Regions from separate parts of the Homo sapiens genome. Here region 2 is linked to region 1. Evidence: chromatin contacts called from ENCODE Hi-C data. All regions are on one chromosome and are shown on one strand. Each heading gives the region's core, a stretch centred on a gene start or an enhancer-like site at or near the end of the contact. The rest is flanking DNA. Distances are from core to core; before and after follow the strand shown. Region 1 overlaps HSPA4 (heat shock protein family A (Hsp70) member 4). Region 2 holds the start of TCF7 (transcription factor 7).

What was found. A loop is a pair of places that touch in the nucleus more often than their neighbours do. Pooled maps may share reads with other maps.
Region 2: a pooled map shows a loop between it and region 1 (3-fold over the local background). The contact joins the promoter of TCF7 here to the enhancer-like site in region 1. A Hi-C loop is called at or near these places in 2 of 37 single-sample maps with no recorded cell type and 3 of 50 pooled maps.

The regions. Positions count from the first base shown.
Region 1 is chr5:133,103,441-133,110,393 of GRCh38, forward strand. HSPA4 (heat shock protein family A (Hsp70) member 4) reads left to right here. Exons shown (of 19, transcript NM_002154.4): 18 at 425-586; 19 at 793-3,009. The coding sequence ends at 996. Among named protein-coding and RNA genes, the nearest start is that of HSPA4, 55 kb to the left of the region's middle. RefSeq lists an enhancer at 5,077-5,126. Within about 2 kb of position 2,496, at least 4 of the 41 ENCODE cell types and tissues checked have a DNase peak (open chromatin) inside an H3K27ac peak, as active enhancers do.
Region 2 is chr5:134,111,970-134,118,694 of GRCh38, forward strand. It overlaps TCF7 (transcription factor 7), which reads left to right and starts at 2,712. Exons shown (of 10, transcript NM_003202.5): 1 at 2,712-3,186; 2 at 3,352-3,418; 3 at 3,940-4,064. The coding sequence starts at 2,938. It also overlaps a transcript of VDAC1 not described here. RefSeq lists an enhancer at 2,349-2,578 and a silencer at 2,669-2,788.

The sequences.
Region 1 (6,953 bases), core at 1,246-3,745:
TCACTGCAAGCTCCGCCTCCTGGGTTCACGTCAAAGGCCTTCTTTTAAAAATAGTATTCATTATAGTTTTGGTTCCGAACTAGCATGCTGAAACTTCAGCTCTCATATCTAATGTAATTTTTTTGCATTGTGAAATTATCTTCCTAAGATTTTGTATAAATCGGGTGCTGCTGTTTATCTTGTTGAAGCCTTTTAATTGATACCTTATGAATTTTCTTGACCTTTAAAATTTAAATCTATCCTGAGTGTATTCAAAAATTGTGGTTAGGTTTCTTTTGAATAATTCTGTTCAGATTGTGAGGCTAAATATGCTTTATTTTTTGAAAGATTATAAGTTTTTGAAAAATGGCAGAAACTAGACAGTAGTTGCGGGGAGGGAGGGTATCACACTTTTAGCACTTGTTTGACTGTCTCCTGGTTGCAGGAGGACCAGTATGATCATTTGGATGCTGCTGACATGACAAAGGTAGAAAAAAGCACAAATGAAGCAATGGAGTGGATGAATAACAAGCTAAATCTGCAGAACAAGCAGAGTTTGACCATGGATCCAGTTGTCAAGTCAAAAGAGATTGAAGCTAAAATTAAGGTAATTTAAGACTTTTTTTTAATAGTCTTTTCTTGACAGCCTTATTATTAATAGTCCTCAAGTGACACTTAGGAGGGAACTTTATTATAGTGTTTTAGCTTCTAGGTTGAGGATTGGGTGGTGGGAGAGGGCGGATTTGGGTTTAGCATGGCTTGTAAAATTTGTTAATTTTATAAGAAACCAGTTTTCTGTCTTACCCATTCCAGGAGCTGACAAGTACTTGTAGCCCTATAATTTCAAAGCCCAAACCCAAAGTGGAACCTCCAAAAGAGGAACAAAAAAATGCAGAGCAGAATGGACCAGTGGATGGACAAGGAGACAACCCAGGCCCCCAGGCTGCTGAGCAGGGTACAGACACAGCTGTGCCTTCGGATTCAGACAAGAAGCTTCCTGAAATGGACATTGATTGATTCCAACACTTGTTTCTATTAAAACAGACTATTATAAAGCTTTAAGTTGTCAACTTTGTTCTAAATATCAACTAGCGCAAGTGAATACTGAAGATTTCTTAGTCAGTTTTTAGGGGATTTTCGGGGAGGGGAAATAGGTAATGTATGGAGCATTTTCACTTCTAAATAGTTAGATACAGAAATTAAGTGCATTGTATCTTTTTCATAATGGTACTATTTAGAAGCCCAGTTAGTCTTACTGAGCTTATGCTTCACTCCTTTATGTTTAACCATGTGTCTACAAGAATAAGTTTGTTTTGGAAAGTTGAGCTATAGCTACAGCTCTAGCTATCCAGCAGACTTTTCATTATGACTTACATGGCAGGAGCTCTAATTATGCTTTAAAAATCTGTTGTGGAGATTGCTTTAAATGCTCCCTGCCTGGTGTGGGGATGGGGTCCCCCTCTTTGTGAGGGCTGGAGCATGGCACGGCATGGATTAACACGGCAGAGGAACAAAGGTGTGCTCTGAGCTTCTTCATATTTCACCTTCACCCTCACCTGTGTTCTCTTCCCTCTCTCCCAATAAAAGGGCTCCCATTATAAATGCCATGTACTTCTCTTGGGAAAATAGACCCCCTTGCCTAGAGTAAGTTGTTAACTGAGGGCTTTAAACCTGGAGGCTCTTCCTGAAAGTATGTTCATGAATACCCCAAGCATCAAGGTCTAAATAATTTTCAGAAGATTAGAATTGGGTAGATATACTGTTGGATATAGCCATGGTAAATTTAACTGAGGAATTAAATCCTTGTTAATTTTGGTGTAAAGATTTGTATCCTGGCCTGTTTATTCAGGTGGGAGATGTTCTGTATAATTTTGAGGTATAGCTTGAACTCCTAGAACAAGAGTTAAAAGTTCTTTTTAGCTCATTCACAATCACTTGTGTGTTAAGTGTTAATATCTGTCATGAACCTGCCAATTTGTACGTGTTAAGCAGCTGACAGATGATGCAAAAAAAACTAAGATACACTGGATTGTACTGGATGAGTCTGAAATTAGTGTTAAAGAAGTGTGGTGCCTGATGTTATAACAACACCTCATTCTTAACTGTGTGGCCAATGTCAGGTATACCAAAGCATTCCTCTGACTGCTTTTTGGGGCAGTGTTGACAGGAGTGAGGCATTTTGGAAACTCCAAGGGAAGCCTGTGTTTGAGGCCAGAGTTGGTACCTGCTTTAAGAAACTGTTACAGGGCTTGTTGGTAATGTTTTGAATCTTTGTAAAAATTGATATTCTGTATAACAGAGTGCCTCTCTGTTACTTTTGGCCTATGTTGTTAGAAATAAGATGCTATCTTGCATAGTTAGAATTAAGCGTTTGTCCATCTCTAGATAACATTGAAAAGTTTGAGTGTTACAGGCTCTAAAGTGCAATGGAGAACAATTGCTTAGGAGGAGGAAGGGGAAAGTATACTTATGTTGGTGTGTAAGCATGCATGGAGGCCTCGAGGCACCACAACAAGGCCAGGTTCTTAGCACATCCTCTGTTCTCTACCTGTCATGCTTCAAGAGTTCCAGCTGGCCTGCTGTGAAGCCAGTAGCTATTTTAAAAGTGCTGGCTGCAGGATTAAGCCAACCCTTTACAACTGGCCCAGACCGTAATGGCCATTTCTTCTTAAAAAAAAAAAAATTTTTTTTTTTTTTTTTTTTTTTTTTTTTTTTTTTTTTGGTGTGTGTGTGTGTGTGTGTGGGGAAGGGTGTGGGTGCTGGGATGGGGGTGAATTTCAAGTTGAAACACGATGATGTGGTCTGCTTGCTCTCTGCTTAGACAGGCTTTAAGACCAATTGGATTTTCATGGAGGCCAGGACAGAGAGTGGTAATTGATGGCTTGTGTACAGACAAGCATTTATCCAGGTTGCGTTATCCAAACTGATTTGTTAAAGCTCCAGGTCACGTTCTTACACTAAGAAAATCATTCAGTAAACATGAGACAAGTTTAGGAAAAACTAATAAAATAAACCTGTCTTAAACTTGAATGGTTTCCTTAATTCCATAATGAAGGCTGCTGGGTGTGTGTGTGGGGGTGTGTGTGTATGTGTGTGTGTCTGTGTGTATGTGTGTGTGGGGTGGGGGCGGGGGGTGTGTTTTCAATAAAAATGTTCTCTAGGAGTAGGAACCCTCTGAGCTAAATTTCACTTAACATCCGTTGAAGACTTCCAGTCTGAAGAGTGACAGCTGAAGCACACTGCCTACTTTGTGAGAAAATGTTGCCTAATTTTTCTGTACTCAAACTCTCCAGTTGAGTCTTGGCCCAGTTCCTTTGGTGTTAGGAATCCTTGTCTTGCTCCTGTGACTGGGCCTTACTTTGAGGGTTTTGTTAGCAGAAGGCGGGGGTTATGGCATAAAGGTAAGTGCTAGGACTTACACCTGGCCAAAGAACAGCGCGGTCCAGAGTGTGCTAGAATAGTTGGCGCCACTGGATGTGTGGTGTGGCTGCGTGGAATGTGTGTTGGTGTATGTATGTGGTGGTGATGGGTGTTTAAAGGGCACTAAGCCAGTGAAAAAGACCTTAACTGGATAAGGCATGGGTCTAGACGAGGAGGGGTCAGGGGTCTTGTTCCCTGGGTCATGCCCCTTGCACAGTCCTAGTCCTCTGGCTGTAGGAGCAGCTTACCTGCCAGGGCCTACCCAGGGCCTATTGTAGCCACGTGTCTGAGAAACGTGTGTCTAGTAGGTTTGGTTTCCTCCTGAGCATGTAAGTGGTTTCTGTAGGGGAATTGTTAGATGTGGTAGAAAGAGCTGAGATAGCTGGGTGTGGTGGTGTGCACCTGTGATTCCAGATACTTGGGGGGCTGAGGCAGGAGGATCACTTGAGCCCAGGTGGTCAAAGCTGCAGTGAACTGAGATTGTGCTATTGCAACTCCAGCCTGGGTGATAAAGTGATACCCTGTCTCCTTAAAAGGTGGGGGCCTGAGAGATCAGGGTTCTGTTGTGGGGCAGTGGGAGCTGCTTTGCAGGGGCACAGGGGGCCTGGGGGTTGTTGGAGGTAGTGGGACTTAGTCCACCTTTGAGGGGACAGCCAAATGAAGGGGAAAATTGCTGGTTTTGGTACCTGCAGGAAGAGGGAAGATGTAAGCATGGTTCCAGCTGAAAACCATGCTTTAGAAGTTGGGATAGTAGTTACTCTTTGTGGAGTAGTGACAACATGATGTGAGGCTTGGTGATGCTTGTTTTTTGATCTGACTTGATAGTGTACTCATGTACACTTGATCTATTTCAATAATTTTAAGTGGCTTTAACAGAAAGGTGTGTATTTTTTTTTTTTTTTTTTGAGATGGAGTCTCGCTTTGTCACCCAGGCTGCAGTGCAGTGGCGGGATCTTGGTTTACTGCAACCTCTGCCTCCCGGGTTCAAGTGATTCTTCTGCCTCAGCCTCCCGAGTAACGGACTGGAGGCGTGCGCCACCACGCACTGCTAATTTTTGTATTTTTAGTAGAGACAGGGTTTCACTGTATTGGCCAGGCTGGTCTCGAACTCCTGACCTTGTGATCTGCCCACCTTGGCCTCCCAAAGTGCCAGGATTACAGGTGTGAGCCACCATGCCTGGCCTACATTTTTACACACACAATGTAGGTTATAAAACTACATAGCCTCTCATGTTTTGAAAGAACATTAAATGGGTTTGCAATAAAAAAGCCAGAAGGATTTTCCCAGATGAAGTGGTTTTTAGGGTGGGATTGTGGGTGATTGTTTATTTTTGCTTGTTTCTGTTTTCAGAGTTTGCTACAATAAGCATTTAGGGCCAGGCATGGTGGCTCATGCCTGTAATCCCAGCCAAAGTGGGAGGATCTCTTGGGTCCAGGAGTTCAAGACCAGCCTGGGCAACATGGGGAGACAAGCCCCTACCCCCCACCGCCTCCTGTCACTAATAAAAGCATTTAGGAATTTTATAATGTTAAGAAAACTAGAAGTGTGTTTTAAGAAGAATGGCTCCAAGGTTTCAAACCTAGAATACGGGATATGATTGTACATGTGGAGCTTCTAGTCTTGAGTCATTGGAGATGTGGTGGGAGTTTAGATTGAGAAGTTTTCCTGGGTGGGGTTGAGACATCGAAGCTCCAGGTGGGTGTGGATGGAAGCTTTTGGGGCTGGAGTCGTGTTCCTCATTGACGGGATGAAGGCTTGTGTTGAGATGTGTTAGGAAGAGGAAGTAAAAGCTTTGAAAGAAGGAACTGCCAGAGAGGAGTTATGATGCATAAAGCATGTTGGGAGGAAGGGAGCTAGAGATGTGAGATGTGGCAGTGGCCAGCAGGGTTAGATGCTTCAGTAGGGTGGGAGCTGGGTGGGGTGAAGGGGCTTGAGGTGAGGCTGCAGGTGCTGAGTACTTGGTCAAGAAGCTTGGCCTCAGCCGCCCCGTCCGGGAGGGAGGTGGGGGGGTCGGCCCCCCGCCCGGCCAGCCGCCCCGTCCGGGAGGGAGGTGGGGGGGGTCAGCCCCCCCGCCCAGCCAGCTGCCCTGTCCGGGAGGTGAGGGGCGCCTCTGCCCGGCCGCCCCTACTGGGAAGTGAGGAGCCCCTCTGCCCGGCCAGCCGCCCCGTCCGGGAGGGAGGTGGGGGGGTCAGCCCCCCCGCCCAGCCAGCCGCCCTGTCCGGGAGGTGAGGGGCGCCTCTGCCCGGCCGCCCCTACTGGGAAGTGAGGAGCCCCTCTGCCCGGCCAGCCGCCCCGTCCGGGAGGGAGGTGGGGGGGTCAGCCCCCCCGCCCAGCCAGCCGCCCTGTCCGGGAGGTGAGGGGCGCCTCTGCCCGGCCGCCCCTACTGGGAAGTGAGGAGCCCCTCTGCCCGGCCACCACCCCGTCTGGGAGGTGTGCCCAACAGCTCATTGAGAACGGGCCAGGATGACAATGGCGGCTTTGTGGAATAGAAAGGCGGGAAAGGTGGGGAAAAGATTGAGAAATCGGATGGTTGCCGTGTCTGTGTAGAAAGAAGCAGACATGGGAGACTTTTCATTTTGTTCTGCACTAAGAAAAATTCCTCTGCCTTGGGATCCTGTTGATCTGTGACCTTACCCCCAACCCTGTGCTCTCTGAAACATGTGCTGTGTCCACTCAGGGTTAAATGGATTAAGGGCGGTGCAAGATGTGCTTTGTTAAACAGATGCTTGAAGGCAGCATGCTCGTTAAGAGTCATCACCAATCCCTAATCTCAAGTAATCAGGGACACAAACACTGCGGAAGGCCGCAGGGTCCTCTGCCTAGGAAAACCAGAGACCTTTGTTCACTTGTTTATCTGCTGACCTTCCCTCCACTATTGTCCCATGACCCTGCCAAATCCCCCTCTGTGAGAAACACCCAAGAATTATCAATAAAAAAATAAATTAAAAAAAAAAAAATAAAAAAAAAAAATAAAAAAAAAAAAGCAAAAAAAAAAAAAAAAAAAGAAGCTTGGCCTCTGAAATGAGGCATCAGTCTGCGAGAAAGGAGGTTGGGCAGTGTCCTGTGTGTAAATGGGGATGGTTCCCACCACTTACTTGAGACCATTGGGAATCTTGGAGTTGCCAGTACATTCCTTGGATGTACTTGGCTTTGGCTGGGGCAGCCCTGGGCCATGACCCTCTAACCTGGAATGCCACTGTTTTTGTGAACTGCTATTTTGAGCAGATATTGCAAGAAGTGTAGAAACTAAAGAGGTGACTTCTTAAGCATCAGTCTAGGAGGCAAATAGGGAAAATGGCCAAGTTGAGGTACAAGCAACACATCTGGAAAGATAAAGGAGGGTGTAAATTTCTGGAGGATCAGGGAAGGAAAGACCTCAGAGTATTTAAAAAAATACAGAATGCTTTCCAGATTTGCTCAATATCCATGGGCAAGTGCCAGGCTAATCCTGACCTTATTCCTCCAGTTTCAGCACACGTCATTAGGACAGGGTGAGTAGAGACTCTTTACTCTCCCTTCGTAAGTGGCATTCGCCAGCTTCAAACACAACACA
Region 2 (6,725 bases), core at 1,462-3,961, 1.0 Mb after region 1:
TAATGTGTGTGAAGCTCTTGACAGGATGCCTGGCACATAGTAATCACTCAGTATATGAGGTTGGTCGTTGTGTAGACGATGGTGAAGGAATCAGTGCTGACTAGACCAGGGACTCCTGTGGGGCCGCACCAACTTCTGGGGAACAAATCAGAGCTCTTGTTCCTTTCCAGCTTTCCAAACCCTCCTAAGCCATCCAGGCCCACATGAAATCTACCTCCTTCAGGAAGCCACCCTGACTACTCTAGTCCACATTGATCTCACCATATCTGAGCTCTTTCTGTCCATTACCTGTATAGACTACTCTAGCACCTAAATCGGCTCTAATAACTCTTCAGCTTCTCAAAGCAGCCAATGGCTCCTGGAAGGCAGACACCTCTAGCCCTTCCCTCTCCACAGCCCAAGCCAGGGCTAGGTACACAGTAGATGATCCCTTAGCAAGCCTTCAGACTGATTTCAGTGTGGCTGTGGATGCCTGTGACTCAGCCCTTCTCTCCCTCACGCCTCCTCACAGTCCCACTCTCCCTACTCACCCACCCTCTCCTCTGGTTCCAGCCAGCAGGGTGGGGAGTTGGAGCTATGACCCCATAGGACAGTTGTTCCCAGACTATAAAATGTCCAAAGAAACTTGAGGGTGGGGGAGTTAACAGATGGGGAAAAAAATGTTCCTTATGTTCTTTCACCAAATAAAGACATGAAAAAAAACACTTGTCCCACCACCATTTTAGTAAAGAAAGGATGTTTTCACACCAATAAAGCAGTAAGGGCATAATCCTTGATTAAAGGCTAATACGAAGCTGGAAAGTTTTAACCTTATTGAGAAAACAAAACAAAACAAAAAGAACCTCACTGTTGTTGTGACTTTTCTCCTTTCTCCAAGGACTGGAGAACACTTCAGCCTCCACTGATCTGTGTCGGTGGAACTCATGGGTCTGGGGACAGCTATTCTGGAGGACGTTCCTGCTGAACCAGGGTTCCCTACAAACACATGAGGACCCCTAAAGCCATTGGGTTGGGCAGATCCGGATTCCCTTTCAGCTGTCCCAGAGGAGGCTCACCCTATGCCAGACCCTACCTATAACCTCAGGAGTTGAGGTGGCGGAGGCTCTGAACTCCCGTCCCTGTACCTCTCCCCTCCGGGCAGGGCCGAGCCCCCCCTTCCCCGCCAATCCGGAGCAGATGAGGCGAGACTAAGCGGCAAGCCCACCCTGGGAAGAGGCTGGGGAGACCTAATGGGCAGGGTCCCCCTCATCTCCATCACCAAGCTGAGCACTCGTGCCCATGCCACCCCCCAGCCCCAGCCTGGGGAAAGGAGGAAAAGTGGGCACCCTAGCCCGGAGGTGGCGGGGGAGGGGGGTGTGGGGGCTGGTGTCCGAGACACCCGGCTGGGCGGGCACAGATAGGATCTGAACACAGGGAAGCATGGCCTAGCTCTTTGATCCACAGCCAGCCACGCTGGGCCTGGACCCGGAGGGAGGCACGGCTGTCTTCCGGCCCGGCTTTGCACCGCTGCCAGGGGTCCTGTGGGGCCCTCAGAGGGAGAGGCGTCCAATACCCGGCCCTCCCCCAAATACCCTCTATCCCAACTGCTCTCAGAAGAGGCGTGAGCGTCTACAGTGAACCCAGCACAGAAACCTGCTAGGGGAGCTGCTGTTGACTGCATCGCGATCCAAAGGACCGGCGTCTTTTGTAGATGCAGGGGCTGAGCCAGGCCAAGCGCGCCGTGGAGGCCCGCGTGGACGCAGACCCGGGTGCCATACAGATGCGCTGGAATCCAGGCACTTTCCCGCGCTCCGCAAATCTAGATGTTTCAGCCTGGATCGAGCGAGGGTTAGAGGGTTAGTCAGGCCAGGGTCAACTTCAGAGTCATGGGCTCCCTAAATGCGACTTCTAGGGTTGAGTTGCTGTGGACGAGCGACCCATGTCGGAATCCCGCGCCCACGTGGCTGCCCAAAGTTCCGAGTCTCCGGGCTGCAGGTTCTAGTCACGGAACCGAGTTGGGAGAGTCATAGGGGCTGGGACTTGGAGGATCGGCTGAGGTCCGGTGCTCTTGGCTGTGTTCGCGGCTCGGAGCCGTCGCCTGACTGAGGGGCCCGTCACAGATGTGTGATGTATAAGCTCTGCACGCAACAGGAGCTCAATAAATGTGCGAAGGGGGGTATACTTATGTTCGCACTGTATGCAGGCGGCCTAGAAGGAAGTCCCTGATTGGCACAGGGATGGAGGATGGGGCAAGAGCCGCAACAGCGCCGCGGAGTTCCAACGCTGCCGGTTCCCTGGGGTACGAGCACAGCCTCAAGCAGCCTCAAGCCCTAGGAAGCCCCCAGTTCAAAGCACAGGGCGCATTGGAGCCTGGGCACGATACAGTTCACACCACGGCTGCGATGGTAAGCCACGCCCAAGTCCCAAGGGCCTAGGGGACCCCCGCCCTCCACAGCCGGAGGAGAAACCTGGGCGCAGAAAGCAGGGGGAATATCTGGTTGTAGGTGAGTAAGCGGGGTCAGGAGTTCCCGTTAGAGTCTCTGCGTTTCGGGAGAAGGGTGATCATTCCCAGGCTTGTCCGACGTCTCTCTCAGGGTGCGCTCCGGAAGAGCGAGCCCTTTAAGGCTATGCCGAGTGGGCGCGTCCCGGCCTCTCCCGGGAGAGGAGAGGCGGGGCGGACCTGTGTCCCGCCCCCGGCCCGGCCCGCCCCCAGTGCCCGCCCCGCCCCCGGCACTCGGCCGGCGGCGCCTTTGATGTTCCGACCCGCCAGCTCGCGGAGCCGCTCTGCCCCGCGCCCTAGCCCGCGCCTGCAGCCCGCCCAGGCGGAGTCAGCCCGCGCTCCGCCCGCCGCGATCCGAGCTCGGAGGTTCGGACTCCGGGCTCGCCGCCCCCCGGGCCGGCTCCGCGCCCCGCACTCCCGGCGCCCAGCGCCCCGCGCCCCGGCGGGCGGAGCGCACCATGCCGCAGCTGGACTCCGGCGGGGGCGGCGCGGGCGGCGGCGACGACCTCGGCGCGCCGGACGAGCTGCTGGCCTTCCAGGATGAAGGCGAGGAGCAGGACGACAAGAGCCGCGACAGCGCCGCCGGTCCCGAGCGCGACCTGGCCGAGCTCAAGTCGTCGCTCGTGAACGAGTCCGAGGGCGCGGCCGGCGGCGCAGGGATCCCGGGGGTCCCGGGGGCCGGCGCCGGGGCCCGCGGCGAGGCCGAGGTGAGCCCCCGCCGGCGCCGGCTCCTCCCCCGCGGTCGCCGCGCCGCGCCGCCCCAGTTGCGCGCGGCCCTCGGGGTCTCCAGCGCGCAGAGCGTCCCTGCCCCGGCGTCGGCCCCGACCCCCGCGGTCCCACCGCCCCTCACTCCCCTCCGGTTCTCCCTCCAGGCTCTCGGGCGGGAACACGCTGCGCAGAGACTCTTCCCGGACAAACTTCCAGAGCCCCTGGAGGACGGTGAGTTTCTGCCCGGCCCGGCTTCCCTTCGTCGCGCTCAGGCCCTGGCCTCGGTGGGACGGGGACGCCAAGGACCGCGGGGAGCCGGGTGCCTCCCCCACCGCAGCTCAGGAGGCGGCAGAACCCAGGGGTGGAGAGTGGGGGGCGGGCTTCCCGGGCGCCGCCGGGTCGAGTCACTTCCGGTGCCCTGACCTTTATAGGAGTAAACAGACCCCCGCCATCCCCGCCTCCCCTCCTGCCCAGGTGACTGACTAATCCGCCGCCTTCAGGAGACAGAATTGGCCAAGGTTTCTTGGTTGGAGGGCGGGGGGTGGGAGGTCAAGTAGGGGCCACCTCGGGGAGGCCTGCCCTCCAGGTCCTTCCCCTAAAACTTGGCACTGCCGATACTCCCAGCCCGTTCCTTCCCAAGTCAGGAACTTGCAGGGGACCCCTTGGCAATTCTTTTTCTCTCAAGAGCAGACAGCCTTCAGTCCCAGCCGCTGCCAGGGCTGGTGTGTCTGACCCAGCTGTGGTTTTTCCAGGCCTGAAGGCCCCGGAGTGCACCAGCGGCATGTACAAAGAGACCGTCTACTCCGCCTTCAATCTGCTCATGCATTACCCACCCCCCTCGGGAGCAGGGCAGCACCCCCAGCCGCAGCCCCCGCTGGTAAGTGGACCCCGCAGCCAGTGCCGCCCTGTGCTTGCAGCCTCCTTGACCAGGTAGGTGAGGCACCGGCAAGAGACTTCTGCCTGGAACAAAATAGACGAGACTCCTGTGCTGGTCTTTTCTCCCATACACACCCGGTGGGATCTGAACCAAAAGGAGAACTTTGCTGAAGGAAGGAGGGGCCGCCCTGGGGCACCCCCCTGCCCTCTGCCTCTTGGCTTTTGTCTTCCCAGCTTGCTCATAAGCAGGTGCAGGCTCTGTCCTGGTGCTGGGTGATGCCAGGGTGGGGTCTTCTTAGAGAACTTTTGAGCCGAGACCACCCTTGCTCCTCGCTGCTCTGATCTGAGCTCAGAGCTTTGCAATTAACTTTCTAACTAGCCCAGGAAACCCTGAGCCTCCTTGGCGCTTGGAGGAATGGGCAGGAAAGCTGATCTGTTCAGGTCCCCTGGTTGTGCAGGAGAAACGTGCTGTGTTCGGTCGGCTGTGTCCTGACGGGCGTGAGTGTACCGTTGCCAAAGAAGGACCCTGAACACCATGTGTGGAAAGTGGGTTCTTAGGAAACTGGCTTGGTCTCAGACATACCAGGAAGGGTTGGCAAAGGTGCTACAAATCAGTGATGTTGAGAAGGGACCAGTTTAATTAATTCGTGAATTAAATATTTTTAAGTCCCAGTGCTTTGAAAAGATTTCATGATCTTTACAAACCATGCCCATTGGTACAGATGACCTAAAGTGTGAAGAGCCTATTCTGAGTGTTTTGGAGCAGTACAGCTGCGCTTTTAAAGAAATTCCTATTCGTGTTTCACACTCTCCTCAGTTGGTCCAAGTTGGGGTGAAGGTACGTGGAAGGTTTGGAGGACTGTGGTAAGTGAGTGTTGGGTGTGAATGTAAGCCCAGTGCAGGTGGGGCTGGCAGGCTGGAGGCTCGCATGGCTACAGTGGGGTCACCAGAGGGAGGAGAGTTAAGTGCTAGGCTATTTCAGACCAGGAGTGAAGAGGGTGGTTCTGAGAGCTGCTGCATGCCAAGCCAGTGGGAATGAGAAGACATATAGGCTTCTTTCCAGAAGCCTAGGCTGGAAAGCCTATTCTATGGCTAGCTCTAGAAATGAGCTCCTTGCCCTTTGGGCCCTTATCTGTAAAATGAGTATGTTTTTCGAGTAGTCTCTGTATCCGACTTTCTGCTCTGGGGTGGCTTGGTATATGAGGTGGTTCACTTCCTTCCAAGTCTGTGAGATGGGGGGTGTGCCCCCCAGCATTCCCCCGCTGATGTAGTGACTACATCCAGAGAACTCACCCTGTGTGAGCCCATGCTTAACAAAGATGCGTTTTGGATCCCTACAAGATGTAAATAAACCCTTAGATTTGGGACTAGGTTGACATAACCCACCAGTGCCAAACTTCCAACAGGTGTGCCACTTGCATAGGGGCTGGGGTCACCGTGGAACCATGATTAGACAAAAGGCCTAGGCCCAAGGCTCTACTCCAGCCTCCCGGGGCTCCACAGCAGCACAGGGAAAAGGCTTCCTTTCGGAGGTCATCTCATGGTGTGGGCAAGTGCTGGGAGAGTATCTGGAGCAGGGAGGGCTTCGTTCTGCTGTCAGGGTATGGGTGATGGGACCATTTGGTGTCCTTTGGGCCACATGGGTCAAGAGTAGGCTCTAACAGGACAGTGGAGGAGGCACACCACCACTGGCCTGGGTCATTTATTTTTCACCTTTCAGTCTTTCTCAAGCTACAGCAGATACATTTCTATGTATCGCACCTGCTCCTATAGGTACAAATCCCCTTGCCCTCCTCCCCGCGCAGCCACAGTCTCCACTGTCTGGCTTCTGGCCACACAGGAGGAGGAAAAGGACGGGCTGTGACACTGGCTCTCTGTGCCCTGGCCTCAGCTGCTCTGTGGGGCTGCAGAAAAGGACAGAGGCAGAGGTGTAAGTTGGAGTGACACTCAGTGAGGAAGCTGTATGTGAATGTAGGAGAACCTCTTTTAAGCAAACCTGCCAGTTATAAACACATAGCAAGTCAGAGCATTTGCTTGCATTACCTGAAGACGTGTGGGCATTGAAAATGTGGTTGGGTTTTACCAAGCAAAGTGAATCCACCCCCACATTTTAGAAGCATATTTATTATTGGATTCAAGGTTCATGTGTCTGGAACCAGGAATGATCTTCTTTTCTTGGGTCAGGAGCCCCTTGCAAGGGCCCTGAGGAAAAACTGCCTTTGGAAGATTTTTCCAAAGCTGGTCACTTTCCCAAGCCCATCTTTAAAGGACAGACAGCTTGCTGCTCAGGCCCTGCCACAGGCCTTAGATCCAGGCCCCCTTGCCCTTTGCCCGGCCCTCTCTGAGGGCACCTATGTGGTCAACACTTATGCTGAGAGGCTTGAGGCCAGTCATTGCACCTCCCTCAAGAGCAGGGAAAGCCTATACCAGGGACCTGCTCTGCCCATGTGTGGGTAGGATGCCCATGTGGCTACTGTGTTAGAGACCTCAAAACAGGCCAGCTCGAACCTTGCCCGGAGCAATAGGCTGAATGACCACCCCACAGCCAACTGCCACGGGACACATTTTTTTTTTTCTTCCAAAAAGGTTCCTTCTTTTTGGTAGTTGGCTTCTTTTAAGCTTGTTTGAGGAAGAAAAAATTAGGTCAAAGTTTATTCCATGA